2 separate regions of the Homo sapiens genome follow, and region 2 is linked to region 1. Evidence: read pairs that join two places in POLR2A ChIA-PET (ENCODE). Cell type or tissue: MCF 10A. All regions are shown on one strand. Each heading gives the region's core, and the rest is flanking DNA. Links, peaks and the distances in the headings are about the cores only.

The links. ChIA-PET counts read pairs that join two places held together with the same protein. Peaks named below come from ENCODE experiments on the same cell type or tissue, not always from the same donor. Only the 100,000 strongest peaks of a DNase experiment are listed, where the experiment ranks them.
Region 2: POLR2A ChIA-PET joins it to region 1 with 6 read pairs; 2 of 35 experiments call an interaction of 5 or more read pairs at or near these places.

Annotation. Positions count from the first base shown.
Region 1 is chr14:51,322,306-51,332,829 of GRCh38, reverse strand. LINC00519 (long intergenic non-protein coding RNA 519) reads left to right here and starts at 4,445. Exons shown (of 2, transcript NR_145423.1): 1 at 4,445-4,700. In MCF 10A, for the core only: no CTCF peak of the experiment used is centred there; a DNase peak (open chromatin) is centred at 4,509.
Region 2 is chr14:51,470,675-51,481,198 of GRCh38, reverse strand. The region is part of intron 2 of FRMD6-AS2 (FRMD6 antisense RNA 2); the gene reads left to right. It also overlaps a transcript of FRMD6 not described here. Among named protein-coding and RNA genes, the nearest start is that of LINC02310, 79 kb to the right of the region's middle. In MCF 10A, for the core only: no CTCF peak of the experiment used is centred there; no DNase peak of the experiment used is centred there.

The DNA.
Region 1 (10,524 bases), core at 2,566-7,565:
ATAGGTATGCAATAAGTGCCTAATATATGTTGATTTTTTACTCTGTTTTCTAGAGAAGACAGATGTAGAATTTAGTCTTCATGATGGGTGGCTTCTGAAGATGTCAAAAGGGACAATGCCTCAGAGGCTGGCAGCCCCCTGACATGGTGAAATAGGCAGCCGTGTGGTCAGGCCAGGGCACAAGATTCACACACTCCCTCTCTCCCTCAGTAATGCTCAGGTTGTCTACAGGAAACATCCTATAGTCCTACATATCTTGTTCCCCACGTTGAACAAAGTGAGGAGAAAGACATAAAAGGATTTCTCTGCTCTTGCTCAGTTTTCATCTCATGAAAGAATAAGACTTGCCTCAAATTTCATGAGTGTACAGTCGAGTTCTTACCTGGCAGAACTAATCTTCTGGGGGAACAATAATAGGTCATGTTAATTAAGTACTCATTCTCCTAAGTATATTTTTTATTATCTCATTTTTTTCTCATAGCAACCCTCTAAAGAGGGTCTATTGTCATCCCCATCTTACAGAGGAAACTGAGCACAGAATGGTAACTTGCCCAAGGTCATCATTTAGCCAGAACTTAAACCCATTGGGTCAAACTCCAGCACCCACTATACAAAGCTGTCTCATCTCAACCAGCCCTCTCTCCTTCTGACTCACTTCGGTATTTCATTTTTTAATTGACATTTGCTAAGAAGGTCAAATGGATGACGAAGGATGTTGTTGAGCACTCATTTTAGCAAAGTTGTATCTAGCACTTAATCATGTGACCAATTGCTGTACTAAGACTAGGGGATAAAGGGAGGGGAGGACATGCAGTCCATGTCCCTAATGAACATTCCATCTCCTTGATTGGCGGGGGAGAGAGAGAAAGAGAGAGAGAGGCCACATGAAAGAAAAATAACAATGTAAGAAAGGGAGAGAGGAAGAGAGAGGAAGCAGAGATCTGGGAGAGTACAGAGGAGTGATGCGGTGATTCAACCCCACAAGGAAGGTCAGTGTGTCTTCTTTGCATATACGGTAAACAGAAGAAACTGAAGCTTAGAGATCTTAAATAGCAAATCCTAGTTTGCTTAGCAAGTCAGTGGGGGGAGGTAGGAGACTAGTGTCTGACTCTGAAGCCCACACCCTCTTCACTGCACATATGTCTCCCTGATCCTGAAAGGGTAGTTTACGACCATGTCCTTAAGGGCCTGAATGTTGCACTAAGGAGCTTGGGCTTTATTCTCTAATGAATATAAGTACCCACAATGCTCCTCTGCTCTAAAGTTAAGAGCATCATCTAGGGATTGCCGGGCAGAAGGCAAATCCCACTGGTTTCCTTCTACGCACACATATATCCCCTCCAAGGGTGTCCAGTGAGCCAATCAACCACTTTTTTCACTTTTATGCAAACACAGCAGCTGGATTAGCTGCACCTGCAGCCTCTGCTGTGTCACACATGATAAAAGGATCAAAGTCTAGAACATGACTTCAGACTATAATTTAAGATAATTAAGATTTTTAACCTAAATTACATTTTAACATTTCATAACAGAGCTGTCAAGATTCTATCTATCAAAACTCTATCAAGCAAACAAAAGAGGATAATTATATTTTCAGACACATGCAGTCATCACTCTGCTTAAGTTCTCATAAAAAAGACTTCTGTCTTCTTTCACATTCTCATTTTCAATTGCTCTTCCTCTTCCCAGCCACCCTTGGATTCTGAGACTATGCATTCTTAAACAAGAGGAAAATATTCCAGAGGAGTTTGTAACTCAGGCCATGAAAGTGTTTCTCAGAAGCGGCAGTTCTAATTAGAACTGCATCTAAAGGAAATATCTCTTCATTGGTAGGGACATCTTGCCTCACTAAATAGACTCTGATTGGGGATGAGAAAAGGCAGCATATTAAACTCTTCAAATCAAAGAGAACAATGAAATGCCAAAAAGTTTCCTCCTAGAAGCTGAATTTGCTTTCATCTTGTCCCATTAAGATATGGAGATTGTTGCAAAATCTTTGAGTTGCCACAGGAAGAATACTAACTATTTTGGGTATTGCTGGATGCCTGCCCATCATCCACTTCACCTCTCCCCTGACCATTAGGAATCAGCCATGTCAGTGAGGTAAAAATGACCCTACTCCCCGCTGCAGTGGCCTAAGGCACTCAATGTAATCTTATCCTCATTAAGACTGTGATTGATTCAGGAATACACAAGGAATACATGCTGCAGCCAACCCTTGCACGGCGTCCCCCAGTTCCCATGACTGCTCAAGACAGGGGCACAGGATCTTACTTGGCCCCATGGCCAAGAATGAAGCCCACAAGTTTTGTTGGACAGTAGAGAGGAGAGAAATGTTCTTCCTTTGGACCTTCTTTTGGCTCTTCTTTTGGACCTGTGTGTGCAGACATTGGACCCAGAACTGTTGCAGGCATTTTGCTATCAATAAGGGAAGCCTGAGGACAAAGCCTACACACTAGGAGGATGAAGCCAGGACTGTTACAGAGAAACAGAGCAGGAATCCTGATTAAACTGTGCGTGAACACTGACACAGCCAGTTTGAGTTCAGTTCTGCTTTGTTTGCAACCAAGAGCATCCTAACTGATCCACCAACTCTAATAGTTAAGTACAGTGTTCTTAGCTTTGTGGGATCGTAGCCCTTTGAAAATCTGATATAGACCAGGATCCCGCTTCCCAGAAAAACACATGTACAAAAGGTCACATAAAATCTAGGGGTGACAGGGGCATGGACTCCAGATTGAGTCTCCAGCAGACTGGTTAGGCACTTAGGCTTTGAGGTAGGATAGATCTGGGTTCAAATCCTAGCTCAGCTACCACCAGCTTCTTGTCACTTTATGTAACTCTTCTGAACCTCATTTTATTATGCCATAAAATGAGAATAATAATATCTACTTCACAGGGGTGTAAAATGTAAACAAAATCATGAATGTCTAGAGATTAGCACAGTACCTATCTCACAGTCACAACCCACAGCCTATGGCATCAGGCAATTAAGAATAGTCCTTAAAGGGCCAGGCGCGATGGCTCACACCTGTAATCCCAGCACTTTGGGAGGCCAAGCCAGGCGGATCACGAGGTCAGGAGTTCAAGACCAGCCTCACCAACATGGTAAAACCCCATCTCTACTAAAAATACAAAAATTAGCCAGGCGTGATGGTGGGCGCCTGTAATCCCAGCTACTCAGGAGGCTGAGACAGGAGAATGGCTTGAACCTGGGAGGCGGAGGTTGCAGTGATCCGAGATCATGCCATTGCACTACAGCCTGGGCCACAGAGCAAGACTCCGTCTCAAAAAAAAAAAAAAAAAAAAGAATAGTCCTTAAGCCCTTAAGATAGATGTCCATGTCAAGTGTTAGAATATGCACAGAACTGAAGCCATCATTGATCTGAATATGTAAAGCAGTTGATCAGGAATTGGTCCTAGATTTGGGGAAAACTTGTCACGAGGACAGGAATTTGGGCAAGACATAGCTTCTTAATCTGAAAAGTGCCTAGCTAGTTCTCAAGACTATAATGGAGTCAGATGAGAGAAAAAGGATTTGATCCACTTGGGGCAGAATAGGGAAGGTTTTGTTAACTGTAAAGTTTTAAAAGGCAGAGTAAAGGAGAATAAAAAAGACTTATGGTTGCACATCTGCAGACTTTCACAATCATAAGACCAAAAACTAGTAATTTCCCATCCCAGCCCCGGAGAAATGACTCACTGGGCTGTCCTTCATAGGCCCAAATCCCAAAGTTTCTTATAAAAAGGTGAAATTTTGGACTCCATGGGCAATGGCCACCCTGCCCAATATCCCTGCCTGCTGTTCAACTCATGTCCTGCCCGCCCACCTCCAGCACCTGCAAGTCCTACTCCACCCAGAGGATGTCCTGGCTGCTCATATTTCAACGAAATCGTAAGGCTCTTCGAGTATTCCTCCTTGATTTATGACTTGGAAATGTCAGCAGGAATGGAAAATCCAGGACATGGCCAGGAAGAACACAGTCCAGGGACGTTTTAGAGCTGATACAGCCCATCTGCTTGGTCCTTCACTGTAGTTCTCTATTTCTACCTTCTACTACCTTATTTTTCTTTCTGCATCAAAACATTCCTTTTTTTTTTTCCACTCCATTTTTCTAAGTAGGCCAGTCACAAGTAAGCATCTTTTTGAAGGCTAATGCAATCCCATCACTGTGTTCTCTACACTTAACTCAGTATGAGGATGCCAAAGTAAGTCCCAATGAAACAGCACAGTGAATTGACCCCTCCCTACCACCAAGTGGACAGCAAGATTGGACTGGAAGTGTGTCCCATCCCAACCTATTATCCTGGTTAAATTTGTTTCTTCCTATGAATCTTCTCCTTCAAAACACTCTCAGCATTCTAGAGGGAGGAGATCACAAATAAACAAAAGGTAAAGAACTGTTCTGACTTCCCACATCACAGCCAGTGATGACTCAGCAACCAAGTTCTGCTCCCTTCTAGAAACAACATAGACAAAGAAAGCAAAAGGAAAGAAATGCTGACAGAGACCCACAAAGGCCGCTGTGATTTGGTAAAGCACCAAGCCTGCCAGCACGTCCTATGGAAAGTGAGGGCAGACACAACCACAGTTGGCAGGGAGAACAGCCAAGCCGCAGCACAGCTAATGACAGTCACCACTCTGGAGAAATGCTTCAAAGGGCAGCTGCAGAGGTGGCAGCCAGCTCACTGAGGAAAACGTAAGTCACAGGAGAGGAGAGGGGAGGTGGGGACGCTCTCAGGGAGTGGCTGTGTTCTGTTTTATTTGCTGCACATGCTAAACCAAGACTTCAACCAGAAAGCAAAGGTTCCAGGAATCATGGGCAAGCATTTGAAGAAATAAGGCTCAAAGTCCTCAAGTGATGTTAAAATATTTGCCTTGATAGACCCCCTCATGGCTTTAGAATATGATAATTTTAGACACAATCACCAGAGATGTTGTAAACTGCTGAGCACCTAATATGTATCTTTTTTTAAAGTAGGATAATAGTTCTGCAAGGCTAACATTCTCACTTTTTACAATAGAAAGTAGGAGCTGAGAGACCCCATGCTGCAGCTCAGAGCCACTAACTTTTCCTCCAGATAGCAAGGATCTAGGAAATAATTGAGCCACAAATAATTACTGGTATGCTTGGCCCTGGGAACTATTCCATGGCCAAGAGCTCAAGCTGGAAAATCCCCTTTCCTGACCTTACTTCCTGCACTTCTTACCCCACAGCCCTCTCATCCCTGCTGATCTGTCCTCACCTTCACTGAGTCTCCATTTTCTAGATTCTTCTCTTGTCTCCTCATTCATCAGAGTCTTTCTGGCTTCTTTTGCCCCTTACCCAGCCTGGAATCCATTAGAAATGATTTAAATAGGGCTTTTGCAGGAATCTTAGAATTGCTCACTCCCAAACTGCCTCCTATGGCTGGATTGTCAATCATCGAATCTGGCAAACCCATACTTATCTTCCCTCTATCCATAGCTGCCAAGTAGTGTGGGAAAAATCACCAAAGCACATAGATTGTATCCCACAAGTCTATTTTCTCTAAATCCTGGCTGGGCCCTCCCTCCTTCTTGACAATCCTTTCTGTTAACTTTTCCTGTTGCCCTTCAGCACTTCTAACAGCATTAGTCTCCTCAGACACATAACTATCTGACTGCCTTACCTGCAAAGACAACTCATCTCTTGTCATTCTAAGAAGAATAAATCATTTCTTGGGGCTTCTCTCAAGTTTTTCCTCAAAATTTTCTGTGTTTTTCGTCACAGTTTTACCTTCCCTCCTATTGAAAAGAAAGACATATTCCTGTTCCTTTTTATAAAGCTGTACTATACCTGGGCTCCTCATCCTTTAGCTTCTCACTTTCTCTAGGTCCTTGCTCCATTCATTTCGTCCTTGCTCACTTGGGATTTGTCTCTCAGTGGCTGCTAGTTCTATCCTCTTTGTTGTAACCAATAGCAAGAAATATTGAACTTTCCGGAAACCATGTGTAAGCTATTTCTTGGAGGGACACTTAAACCAACTGAGAACACAGAAATCCCACAAGGAAAAACACAACCTGCTGATAATGAACTCTATTTAAAAATAAAGTATTACAATACACACACACAAACACACACACACACACACACACACACACACACACACAAGAATAAAGGACCAAGAGGGAATGGAATGCCAGAAGATGTAATTAATACATGAGAGAATTATCATTCCAAGTACTGGGAGAGAAGAGAACTGAAACAGACTAAAAAAATATGTATATTTAAAATTATTAAAACTTTGTTAAAAAATAATAAAAGTATGAAAAAGGACAGATTTTTAAAAAACAGAATTTATAGGAATGAAAAATATAGTGCTTAAAATTAGAAGTTCAAGGCCAGGCACGGTGGCTCACACCTGTAATTTCAGCACTTTGGGAGGCCAAGAGGGTCTATCACTTGAGGCTATGAGTTCAAGAACAGCCTGGCCAACATGGCAAAACCCCATCTCTATTAAAAATACAAAAATTAGCTGGGCATAGTGGTGCATGCCTGCAATCCCAGCTACTTGGGAGGCTGAGGCATAAGAATCACTTGAACCAGGAAGCTGAAGTTCCAGTGAGCCGAGATCATGTCACTGCACTCCAGCCTGGGTGACACAGTGAGACCTTGTCTCAAAAATAATAATAACAAAAAAATAAAATTAGAAGCTCAAAGTATGTGGCAGATTAAACAGAGTTGAAGAGAATATTACAAAAATGGGAACTAGATCTAAAGAAATTATGCAGAATACAGCTGAGAATAATAAAAAGATAGGAAATATGAAAGTAGTTAAGAGATATAAAGGCTAGGGTATGAAAGTCCAAAATAAATCTCCAAAAAGAGAAAAAAGAGAGAATGAGGGTGAGGTAATATTGAAAAGACAATGGCTAAGATTTTTCCAGAACTGAATTGTAATTCCTCAAAATGAAAAAGTACCCAAATGCTGAAGAGGCTAAATGAAAATGAATCTGCTACTAGACACACTGTGGTAAAATTGCAGAATAGCAAAAACAGCAGAAAATCTCCAAAGCAAACAAAGAGAAGATACAAATTGCCAACAAAAAAATGACAGCTGGATCCCCAGTAGACTTCCCATCAGCAACAGAATATCCCACAAGAAAATCACATTGTATTTTCATGCTATTGTTTGAAAACAACTGTCAACCTAGAATACAACACCTAACTCAACAAAACTCCCAGAGAGGAGAGTAAAGATGTTTATGGAAAAAGGAAAGGAGAATTTGCCATTCATCACTGAAATACCTACTAAAAATACACTTCATTAAGGAAATTTAGTCCAGAACAAAGAAGTAAAAAGCAAGATGCAATGATGAACACAAATATCAGTACATATGATGATAAATGGAAACTGTAAACAAAGCATAATAATAATTCAGACAACTAATGAGGAAGTTAGAACTAGATAGAAGACAATAGTAGTCACTAATAACATGGAAATGGAAGAGGAGCTGAGTTTAAAAAGTAAGCTCAGATGAATGGATAAAGAAAATGTGAAATAATCCACAAAATTACATATATATATAAATTACATATATAATGATATATCTAAATTATTCCACATAAATTTCATATATAGGTATATATAGCATCATTATATACATGTATGTATACATAATATCTCATTTTAGATATATATACACACACACACTCACATATGAATATAAAAAAAGCAGGAAATTTTGCCATTTGTAACAATATGGATGAACCCTAAGGACATTATTCTAAGTGAAATAAGCCAGACACAGAAAGAAAAATACTCACTCATGACCTCACATATGACCTCACTTATATGTGGAATCTTTAAAAAGTTGAACTCATAGAAGCACACAGTAGATGATGATTTTCAGGGGCTGGATGGGCAGGGAATGGGAAGATGGTAAAATAAAGGGTACGAACTTTCGATTATAGGATGGATAAGTTCTGGGAATCTAATGCATAGCACGGTGATTATAGTTAATAATACTGTATGGTATACTTAAAATTTGCTAAGAGAAAAGAACTTTAGTGTTCTCAGCACACAAAAAAGTAACTCTGTGAGGTGACAAATTGTGTTAATTCACTTGAATCTGGTGATGGTTTCACAATGGGTATGTATGTCGAATCATTGCATTGGACACCTTAAACATATACAATTTTTGTTTGTCAGGTGTAACTCAATAAAGCTGAACAGACAAGTGGAAGTCCTCACAGTGCTTGGGAAACATTAACTTTAAACTTAGTCAAGTATTAGTCACAAGAATTTAAAGATTATCACTATAATTTAAATTTAGAATTTAAAGATTATCACAATAGAAATAAAAAGTATAACTCCCAAACTAGAAAAAGAAGAAGAGGAAAAACAAAACTCAAATAGACCAAAAGGGCAAAAAGAAAGGAGAATGACGCAAAAACAGAAAATTAGATGGAAGAAATAGATCCAAATATACTAGTAATATATGTAAAAAAATTAAAACCACTGGTTATAGTCTCAGACTGGAATTTTTGAAATTTGAACTGTATGATATTTACAAGGTACAGATGAAAAAAGATACGCCAGGCAAATAGTAAGTGCAAGAAAGCTAGGAGAGCCTTATTATAATCAGACAAAATGGAATTTAAGACAGAGTTGTTAGTATTAAACACACTAAATGAGAAGGGAAATTTTTTTCAGGAAGAGAGACTGACCTTGACTGTTGTGCTAAACAATATGGTCTCAAAATATATAAAGCAAAAAGCTGCAAGATTATAAGGGGAAAAAATGAAAAAATCACAGAGGTAGATTTTAACACATCTTTGTCAGAAAGCGAGTCACCTAGACCAAAAATTGGTAAGACATAGAAGATTCAAATAATTATAATAATCAATATTGACCTATGTGACATTTAGAATTCTGAGATGAGGCAGAAAAACATAACTTTCAAATAATGGAACACCCATGCCAAATGAAAGGTGTTTTTTCCGCCTGACATCAACAGATTCTGACACCAAATGTGTAGGGGATTTTCCACACCCACAACCAATTCTACAATTCCTTGGCACCAACCGGGTATTCTACAATTCAGTTCAATTCTGACACTAACTAACCACAGTTAGTATCAGACACCAAAGGTTTAAGGACTCAGTACCACGAATCAGTCACAAGTATGAGGTTCCCAGATTACTGATGCCTCATCTGACTTAGCTACAAGGTTGTGGAATCCCATAATCCCCTCCTTCAGGTTGTGAACAGCTCACAGAATTCAGGAAAGCACCTTACTTGCACTTACTGGTTTATTATAAAGGGTACAAATGAGCCAAATGAACAGGTATGTAGAGTGAAGTCCAGATGTGTCCCAAGCTCAGGAGCCTCTGTCCTGTGGAGTTGGGATGTGGCACCCTCCCAGTATATGGATGCATTCACCAACCCAGAAGCTCTCCAAACCCCATTGTTTAGGATTTTTTTAAGGAAGTTAAATCACAAAGGAGTGATCAATTATTAACTCAATCTCCAGCCCCTTCTTCCTACCTGGAGGTTGAGGGGTGCGGCTGAAAGTTTTAGGCTTCTAATCAAGTTTTCTGGTTGGTGACCAGTCCCCATCCTGAAGTGATCTAAGGGCCCAACCAAGAGTCACTTCATTAGAACAAAATATGCTCCTATCAGCCTGGCGTGGTGGCTCACGCCTGTAATCCCAGCACTTTGGGAGGCCGAGGCAGGCAGATCACCTGAGGTCGGGAGTTCAAGACCAGCCTGACCAACATGGAGAAATCCCGTCCCTACTAAAAATACAAAATTAGCCAGGTGTGGTGGCACATGCCTGTAATCCCAGCTACTCAGGAGGCTGAGGCAGGAGAATTGCTTGAACCTGGAAGGTGGAGGTTGCAGTGAGCCAAGATCACGTCATTGCACTCCAACCTGGGCAACAACAGTGAAACTCCATCTCAAAAAAAAAAAAAAAAAAAAAAAATATATATATATATATATATATATATATATGCTCCTATCACCCCATCACTCAGAGAATTATAAGAGATTCAGGAGCTCTGTCAAAAACCAAGGACAAAGATCAAACATATTTCCATGATGCCACACAAAGAAAACATATTTCCAAATAACTTGTGAGCTAACAACTCATGATAGAAATTATTAGCATGACATGTCAAAACTTGTATGATACACCTAAAGTAGTATTAAAAGTAAAAAGTACATATATGTATATATGTATCACAATGAACTAGAAATAAGGTGAACTAAGCATTCAATTCAAGAAGTTAGAAAGAGAAAGATGGAACTTGAAGAAAGTAGATGGATGCATATAATAAACGTAAGGGCACTTTGGAAGGCCGAGGCAGGTAGCTCGCTTGAGCTCGGGAGTTCGAGACCAGCCTGGGCAACATGGTGAAACCCTATCTCTATCAAAAATATAAAAAATTAGTTGAGCATGGTGGCATGCACCTATGGTCCCAGCTACTCAGGAGGCTAAGATGGGAGGACCAAGCACTCGAGCCCAGAAGGTGGAGGTTGATTGCAGTAAGCCGA
Region 2 (10,524 bases), core at 3,727-8,726, 150 kb before region 1:
AATACATACCTCATATTTTCACTCTTACCTTTAAGTTTTGTATCTATAAGTATGAAACCTGCATCACATTGTTTTCATGAAATGATCTTTGCATGAATGATGGGTAAGTGTGATACTCCCTGAAACCTAGAATTTTGGTCTTAATAGATATCCCCCAAATATTTGCTCTTTACTCTTAGTATTTTACATGTGGTTTCACAGGAATTCCCTTTGACAATTATGCTTTCAGCATATCTTTTAGAGGAGCATTTATTGAACAATGGGTTACAATGTTTACATTCACTGAGGTAAAGTGAGCTATCACCCTCACCATCACACCGTGACATGCCACCACTGCTACAGCTACTATTATGGTTTCTCCCAGGTAATATCTAATATTTGCCAGGCACTGCTCTAAGCACCTAGCATGTAGTAGCTCACTTAAGCCTCACAATATCATTGTGAGGTAGATGCTATTATTATTTCATTTTACCCAGGAGGAAACTAAAGTATAGACAGGCTCAGGAACTCACTCAGAGACATCAGCTAGATGTACGGTGTCAGGATATGAACGTAGATAGGACATAAGACTCCCCTAATCAATGTAGTCATTGTATATAAACATGATGCCTTCTTACCCTCAAGAACCACAGAGATGCATAGAGGATACATTTAGGCAAATAGATGATTCCAGTCCTGGAATTTTAAAACCAATGTTTTAAAACAATGTTTTAGGTCTTAATTTTCTACACACTGGGCATACAGATTCATTAAAGAAATAAGCTAAAAGAAGATTGGAGAGGACACTCCTCTCTTCATATTCTTTCCCAATTCGTTTGTTCTCTGCCTGGCTATAAACTGTGATCCCCGTAAATCTCAGATTTGCAGTGACTTCATCAATTATTCAGCCTCAATTGTTCAGTAAATACACATGTACGTATACCCTGTGTTAGGCTCAGAAAATGTGGCACCAGATCCCAAAATGCAACTGTGCTGTTTTTCATTGCTCTGCTGTTTTTCCCAGGGCCTGCTGCTTCTTCCTTCTTAGCACCTTGGCTCCATCTCTTACTCTTCACTCTGCAAGCCAAGCCCTGATTATAGCTCAACTGGGATGTTGCAACTGCCTTCTCTTGGGGCCTCCCTGACTTCAGTGATCCACCCCTTCCAAACATCCTGCATCCTGCTACCAGACTTTTCACTGAAGTATAGACAATTAATTGCTTATAGTATCAAAATCCAAACTCCTTTGCCTGACTTGTGAAGCCTTCATGATCACACCCCACCCTCTCTATTCAATTTTCTTTCCCACGAAGTCAATACACAGTCACTGAGTCACTGTGAGCTTAACTGAAGAGGCAGCAACCCACATGCCTCTGCAACTGCTATTTTTCTCACCTTGGATGACCTCCCAATCACTCAGGTATCCAGCTCTCTAAATTTTACCCATTGCTCAAAAGCCTAGCTCAAGTCTCAGTTCTATTATTAAACTTTCCCTACTGTTGCAGCAGCCAGCTTTCACTTCTTTCTCTTACCTCCTATTAAAAGTTAATAATTATTTACATGACAGTAATGAAGAGCTAACTTCTACTGAGCACTTCCTATATACCATATCCTGTTGGGATAAATAGTTTTATTATTCCTGTTTTGCAGATGAAGAAACACAGGCACAGAAAAGAAGACAATTCTGGTTAACACCTGATTGTTTGCTAATCATTTTGTGTGACCTCTCTAACTAGCTTTCCACTTCCTTGAGAGCAGAGACTAAGCTCATATTTATCCTGTGCCTCCTACACAGCTAGCAGAGTGCTGGGTGCAGTATAAGTGATTAGTTAGTATAGTTGGGTGGTCATTTATACATGTCGATGTTATGCATCTCTACCCTACAAGAGTGACCATGGAGGGTAAAATTTCTACCCTATAAGAGTGAACATGTTTGTACAATGTGCGCATAAATGTTAAACCAACCCTTTAGCGCACAATGATGAATGGTTTGGGGGAGTTTATGGTCTAAAAGTGGCCCTATGTGATTTTTTTTCTAAGTTACTCTCACTACTTCCATCTTCTCACTCACTTGAAACGTTAAAGATTGGAAATCACAGATGGGCTGTCAGTAATTAATGACATAATTAACTAGCATTTTTGGAGGGCTACAAGGTAGGGGAGGTTGTTAATTCTGCCCTGGCCAACACCTGGGTCTTCTGATTTTATTAAAAATCAGGTGGCAGCAAAATTTTCCCAAGGAACCAAATATTTGTACCACAATATTATAGGTTTTCTCCGAATTTCTTCTGGCACATTTTTTTTCTTTTGACAACTATGGTGTGTACAGACCTAAATTCATCAAAGATAAATATTACAGTATAACTGTCAATGCAAAGGAGGCAAAGACTATGATTTAGGCTAAAGATAGCATCCCGATCTGTTTTCTCCTCGTGGTCCCCGACTTCCATCTCATAGGGACTATGCCTTTTTAGTTTTCTTAAGGATACCAAAATATGTCTGCTAAAATATTCTCTTTCCTGCAATAGTATTTTTTAAAGGTATAATTATTTATTCCATTCTTCATAGGCATACTTTCCAGTTTCTCTTTCCCACACCCATTCTTTGAGGAACACCATATGGAAGAACTCACGAGATTCCTCCTCCCTCCCACTTCAGATCAATGCTTAACAAAAGCCAACACCATAGAGAAACATTTTATTTCAAAATTTTTACATTGGCTCAATTGGAATTCATGAATTCCTGAGTGAATTCTCATAAGCACTAAAATAGATACTTTTTAACCAAAACATCAAATTAGAAAACTTATCTTACCAAAGTCATTCTACTTTACGTTTCCACTGACTACTATTCATTCTCACTGATGCCAGCGCTTTTCTTCACTTGGAAAAAAAATCCAATGAGAAGGAAAAAAAATGCATATAATATATCTTGTATCTTTCCGCAGTTTCTTAAAGCCTCAGCTTATTAGGATTTCCTCATTGCCAGTTGAAGCCAGATACACAATTGAAGCCATGTGATCCTATAATAATTTCAGTTTTACAGACATGCTGGCTTGAAAAGCATGCTGTTGAAGAAGTCATTTTCAAACTAAAATCACTCAGTTACAGAAAACATTATCTCATTTTTTTTAGTTGGGGGAAAGATATAACATGTCATATAACATGCTATAGAAAAAAACAGTCTGGGTGCAGTGGCTCACACCTGCAATCCTAGCACTTTGGGAGGCTGAGGCAGGTGGATCACCTGAGGGCAGGAGTTGGAGACCAGCCTGGCCAACATGGCAAAACCCTGTCTCTATTGAAAATACAAAATTAGCCAGCATGGTGGCACGTGCCTGTAATCCCAGCTACTTGGGAGGCTCAGGCACAAGAATCACTTGAACCCCAGGGACAGAGGTTGCTGTGAGCTGAGGTCGTGCCACTGCACTCCAGTCTGGGTGACAGAGTGAGATTCTGTCTCCAAAAAAAAAAAAAAAAAAAGAAAAAGAAAAGAAAGAAAGAAAGAAAAGAAAAAGAAAAGAACACTAGCTCATTATGGAGAACATGAAATATACTGCTCTTTTCCCATTTATCAATTTTTGCTTACCCAATTTAAAGTTTATAATACTTAAATTTTTTTTCAACAGCATCTGTCAGCTTTTGCATACAGTTTTATAATCATATTCAAGGCAATTATTTATTTTATATTTTGAATAGTCTCCAACACTCACTGCAAGTCATCTTCTACTTGTTTCCCCCCTTGTATCCTCATGCCAATTCACCTATTAATCAATGGGGCTGCAAATTAAAATTCTTTTTTCAAGAAGGGACTGTGTGGTGTGTATTTTCTGTCTTCTTGTAAATATGAAAATGAATTCCTACAGCCTTTGCACGTAAACATCACGTTGGGTGAACATGGAATTCTTGAGATACCACCTTGTCTCCTAAAATGGTGTTTTAGCCTTCAGGGTTGAGAAGTCTGATCCCATCCTAATGTTCATTTCCTTGTTAGTAACCTGTTTATTTCTCTATAAATCTCTGATTCTTTCTTTAACCTGGAAAATCAAAACATTTTACAAGCTATGTCTCTATGTGAGTCTGGTAATTTTAATTCATCTCAGATCTCTTCTGCAGGCAGGAAAGTTTTCTTCTGCCATATGTTTGAACATTGTTTCTAGTATTTTGTTCAATTTCTTCATTGGGAACAAATGTAACTCCTAGATTAGATCTGTGTTTTCTGTCTTCTCGCTGAACGCTTTCATCTTAATCCTTTCACTCCTTAATTTGTGTTCTACTTTACTGGTTTGATTTCTGCAGTCTTCCCTATAGTTACTCTCTTCAGTAGAAGTTTTAATTCTGCTATTATAGTTTTGGTATATTTGCCCTTATTTCTTATTTCAACCTTTGCCAATCTGCCTGCATCCCAATCTATTTTCTCCTGATGGCCCCTGACTCCCATCTCATAGAGGCTATGCCTTCTCAGTTTTCTTAAGGGATACCAAAAATATGTCTACTGAAAAAGTCTCTTTCCTGGAAAAATTTATTTTTGGATATGTAGTCTTGCTTCAAGTTTTAATGGAAAAGCTTCTTTTCCCTTATCTTGCAGTATTCTTTTTATAGGTCCCCTTTGGGCATCTCTCCACCTATTCATACTGGAAAAGAGAACACTATGTTCACTCCTGGCACTTGCCAGCAGAGTATTGGTGAAGGGTCTTCATACTCCCTCACTCTCCTCTTGAGTGCAAGTAAAGCAGGTATAAAGAGTAAACTGGTGAAGATAGTTTCTACCTGTTTTCAAAGTCCACAGAGATTTAGCTTGTTCAGGTGTCTCAGCATTAGGTTGGGGTCTCTCCTGCTCCAACTGCTGCAATTTCTGACTGGTAAAAGAAAGACTGGGAGGCAATCTACGGTCCTGTTTTAGACAGCAGCACATAAAAGACCACATTCCCTCCCAGCATGCGTTGGCCCCTGCCTTCTTATCTCTCTCCCTGTTACGGTCCTTTTTATTACATAGCATCCATTCTAAGATGCAACACACCTCTGCTTGTCTCTATGCCCAGCTGTGGTCTGGGAGCCAGAGTCTCCGAATGGATGTGGAAAGAGAGAAATTGATAGTTTGAGTGGAAGGCATGACTCTGGATTTGACTTCTGTTGGTGCAGAAGATAGTTGAACGGTTCCTAGTTGAACCATTTACTTTTCTGGCCAGGGCAGCCCCAGGGTCCTAAAATAGCCGGGGGCAAATGATGAGGGCAAGGTACATTTGTTCTCTATTATGTTTCAGTACCAGCTGGGCTTCTCTGGTTCAGCATGTAAGCACGTGCTTACATGCTTCTCAATCCATTCCATCGACAATTACGTTAGTAGACATTCTCTGTGGACCTCAGCATATGGCTTTTCTCCATCTTAAATTTACAGCTTATTGTCCTCCCTTTTTCACGCTTTTCATGTAATTTCATGAGCACTTTGGCAAAAAGTTTGGGAAAAGGCATCTCAGTTATTACCTGTTTCATCCTTTGATGATCTAGAAAGTTTATAAATGAGAATTTTAAATGTTGCTAGCTAGAATATACAGGTAAACCATAATAGCATATCTATGTTAGGTTTTGAATCCAACCCAAGGGGGAAAATAGAGGTTTCCTCATGGCGCTCATAGATTCAACAAATAGAGAAACCACGAAATATGCTAATAGCATCACAATGGCTCATGCTGTATGTAGAGAGGAAAAGAAAGCTGTAAGATCTTAGGTGGCCACAGCCCTCCTAGAACCTGGGGCTAAGAACACTCTCTGAAGTTGAACATATTATCAATTTGGAATGGGTGAAATCAGCTCGTAGCAAAAGTTACTCCTGACATCATAGTGCTTCCTAACTCTATGGCAAAGAGGACAGTTTGTTTACTTCATTGAACCATGAAAAATAAGGCATTTCTTAAATCTAATCAGGAGCTAGGTGACCCACATATATCCTCAGGTTCCAATGCTGTTAATGTAAATCAATTTGTACCCAAATAAATGGCATAGTCTCCTGGATGAGGAAATAATGAAAAATATAATTGGCTTGGAATCTAGGAAAAGGGGGACCAGAGAATACAAATTTGTGTATTCTGACACCATCTAAGAGAGAGAGCATGTCTTGGCTAGCTTAAACAAGCATTGTCACTCTCTTGGCAGGTACATCTATGCATTGGAAGTGGGGATTATCATAACTGATGACTCTGTCATTCAGACTGTCTAGCTCACTTTTCCCTGAGCCAGTGAGCAACCTCTCATTTTTCACATAAGGCTTTCCCTCAGTTTAGAAAAATATCTCTGCAGAAAGAACATGGCTCTATGGCTGAACAGATAATAGAACCTAAATCTTTAGTGCAGTGTTAATAGCTTGACTCCAGTTACAGCTGTTTGATAGGGCAAAATGAGTCACGCTGTGAACAAAACATTCTGTATCATTTTTGTTCGCCCACCTCTCCCATGTTCAAAGGCCTTCTGTGGTTCCCCATTGCCTTCACATTCAATTCCAAGCTTTTGAATCTGTCTCTCAAGATCCTTCTCAAACTTATCCTGCATCACTCCCCAGTGTGGGCTGGCCCACTCCAATGCCATCCCAAATACCCACACTCATTCTCTCCTCTCTCCCTTGGCTCCAGCTGTCTTCTACCTGGGAGAATTCTCCCTCTTCCTTTCTACAAACCAAAATCTCACTAGTTCAAAGGCAAATTCAAGACCACTGTGCCCTCTGAAAACTCCTCCGGCCCCACCAGCCCCACTGATTTCTGCATTTCAGATGCACTGCCTAGGATTCTGAGGCCTAAATCTTTCCCGCCAGTCCCAAACTGCCATTGTAAATTCCTGTTGACTTTGCTACCACTCCACCCTCTTCTCTGTTATCTAAGCATAATGAACTTTTGTGATGTAGTGTTTAACTGCTTTGTCTTTCAGAGTTCTAAGGGCAGGGAAATTTCCAACTCCTGTCTCTATTCTCACTTTGCTAATCACAGCAATGATGACAAATAAGCACCCCAGCGTTTTCCTAACTTGAAATGAAATTGAAATCTGTACACACGGTTAAAATCCAGACCTAGAAGTGATGCTGTGATTAAAAGCATGGGCTCTGGATAGAGAGAGATCTGGATTCAAACCCCTGCTTATCTATTTTTATCTATAAACTTAGGGCAAGTGACATAGATTCTCTAAGCCAAGTGTTCTCATCTGTAACAAATAGATTTCGTAGGGTTTTTGTGATGATAAATGAGATAATGTGATACGTGCTCAATAAATGTTAACTATGATTAGTAAGAAGAGCTCCAGGGGATGTCTTCCTTTGAGTCATGCAGCTTTGAGAATGCTGGGATAGCTCTAGGTCAGGGGAAATTGCATAGGATTTTAATACATCTTGGGATTTAAAAAAAAAAAAAAAGTAAAGAAAGCATAGAAATTAGCTCCAAGACCAGGACTACAAGTCCTTAGTAATAAGTGGGAGATAAAGATGCTCCTGCCTCAAGGGTGTGGCTGGGAATAAGAGAAAGGGGTAGGCGGAGAAAGTACTGCTCTCAAAAGGCAGAAAACTCCCTGAGATAGAGCCAGAAGCCTATGCCCTAACCTGGGGCACAGGTCCAGAATCAGCAAGAGAGGTTTTTGGTGAGAATCCAGGTAATACCTTCATATGAAAGGTGTACTAGTTTCAATCTGTTCAAATTTCCTCAATGGAGGGTGTGTAGAACAGGAAGAACAGGCCTACTTCTGGAAGCATAAAGAGTCGTGCTCACTTACTGGCCAGGTCATTTTAGGTTGGTCAGAAGCTGTGACCTCTGGAGAAACACTGTCTGCCAGGGTCAGAGTCAGCTGAGGCAGCAGAGGAGCAGTAGTGATGGTGGCCATGCGCGGTTACTTAGAAACTGCAACAGACCAACAAGTGGCTGGGTCAAGATCAGCCTTTACTGGCCTTTTAAAATAAGATAGGCCATGAATTAGAACCAACACAAAACTGGGAGGTAGCTGAGACCACATACACATATAATTTAAAGCCAAATCCTGATTGTCTCCAAGGCTAGTACAGCCCTAGAAAACTCCAGCTGTAAATCATTATCCTGACGTGGGAAGCACAAGCAGCAGGACCGGCAGGGGCAGAAGCTCAGCTCTCACTTTATTCCCAGTGCTTTTCCTGTTGGCCTGGGCACCCTCATTTGGATGACTTCCAAAAGACTTGAGCTCATTATACCTCATTTGAAAATTATTTCCCAAACTGCTCAAGGGTATCAACTAATAAGTGTTCAAGGGGTAACCATTAGGTCTTATCACATGTAGGGACAAATATTCTCCTAAGGAAGGATACACTACATTATCCTCAATTAAATCTGGTAACAGACTTAAAGCACAGCCTTGGGGATTAACTTGGTAAGGTGGCTAAACAAAGATTCCTGGCGCCTCAGTGCTTGAGTACTAGGAGCATTTCAAAGATTTACATGAACCAGAAATCTGGGTGAGGGGAACAGGGCTGCTCAGAATTTTTGACAGGGTGCTTCAGCTGTGAGGCTAAGTTCAGGTGAGCTGAGGCTAAGATTCAGGAACTGAAAAGGAGGGTCCCTGTTGGTTCTCCTTGAATAAGTCTTTCTCTCACAGTTAAAATCATTCCTTCAGCAGGCTGGGTGCGGAGGCTCACACCTGTAATCCCAGCACTTTGGGAGGCTGAGGTGGGCAGATCACGAGGTCAGGAGATCGAGGCCATCCTGGCTAGCACGGTGAAACTCTGTCTCTACTAAAAATACAAAAAATTAGCCAGGCGTGGTGGCAGGTGCCTGTAGTCCCAGCCACTCGGGAGGCTGAAGCAGGAGAATGGCGTGAACCTGGGAGGTGGAGCTTGCAGTGAGCTGAGATCGCACCACTGCACTCCAGCCTGGGCGACAGAGAGAGACTCCGTCTCAAAAAATAATTATTATTATAATAATAATAATTCCTTCAGCAATTGAGCCAGAGAAAGAAGTCCCTAGAACACCCAGCATTCTGAAATTTCACAGTGATGAGTCTTTGAGTCTTGGTGTAGCTCTTTAACCTTCATTGTGCTGGGTCCTATGTAGGTCTTTTGAAGCTGGTAAACTGTGTCCTTCACTTAGGGGAAATATATGCATATTCTTAATTTATAAAGAAAAGAAATTTATTTCTAACCGTTCTAGAGGCTGGAAAGTTCAAGATCAGGCATTACCAGGTCCAGTTGCCTCATAGGGTCTGGTGTCTGCCCCTAAGATGGCACCTTGAATGCTGCGTCTTCTGGAGAGATGGACAGTGTGTCCTCACATGGCAGAGGCAGAAGGGCAAAAGGAACAAATTCCCTCCTCCAGCCCTTTATAAGGGCATAAAATGGGAAAATATTCTTATATCATTTCTTGGGTAATTTTCTCCTCTTGTTTTCCTTTTTCCTATTTTTCATTTTCTTTCTTTCTTCTTTTTTTAAACTCTGTTATTATTTGAATGCTGGGCTTCCTAGAGAAATCCTCTTGGACTCTTGTCATTTATCTACCACTTTCTATCACTATTGTTTACTTTGTTGTTATTGTTCCATTTGCTGTGAGATTTCTTCAACTGTATTAACTGAACCTTATCTAAATGTACATATTTTTAAATTTTAGTTACCATGTCTTCATTTTCCAAGAATGCCGAATGTTTCTTTAAAAACAGCACTGGGAATTTTATAATGATAAAAAGAATAATTCATCAGGAAGACATCAATTTTTTTTTTTTTTTTTCGAGACGGAGTCTGGCTCTGTCACCCAGGCTGGAGTGCAGTGGCGCTATCTCGGCTAACTGCAAGCTCCGCCTCCTGGGTTCACGCCATTCTCCTGCCTCAGCCTCCCAAGTAGCTGGGACTACAGGCGCCTGCCACCACGCCCGGCTAATTTTTTGTTGTTGTTGTTGTATTTTTAGTAGAGACAGGGTTTCACTGTGTTAGCCAGAATGGTCTTGATCTCCTGACCTCATGATCCACCCGCCTCCACCTCCCAAAGTGCTAGGATTATAAGCGTGAGCCACCGCACCTGGCCAGGAAGACATAAATATTATAAATGCATATGCATCTAATAACAGTTCCCAAAAATACATGAAGCAAAAATTCACAGAATTAAGGGGACAGATAGATTCCACAATTATATCAGGTGATTTTAGAACCCCATTAGTAAGCAATTCATAGAAAAACCAGAAAAAACATCTACATAAATACTGAAGGTATGCACAATACTATTGATCACTATCTAACTGGCATTTATGGAACAAACATCCAGCAACTGCAGAATATGTATTCTATTCAAGTTCACATAATACATTTTTAAAAATAGGCCATATGCTGGACAATAAATCAATAAATTTTAATGAATGAAATATACAGAGTGTATTTTCTGGCCACAGTGGAATTAAATGAGAAATCAATAACAATATGGCATCTAGAAAACCCATAAATATCTAGAAATTAAACAACACCATCTTAATTCATAAGTCAAAGACAAAAATCACAAGGGAAACTAAGAAATGTTTTGAACTGAATGAAGATACAATGTACCAAAATTTGTGGAATTCAGCT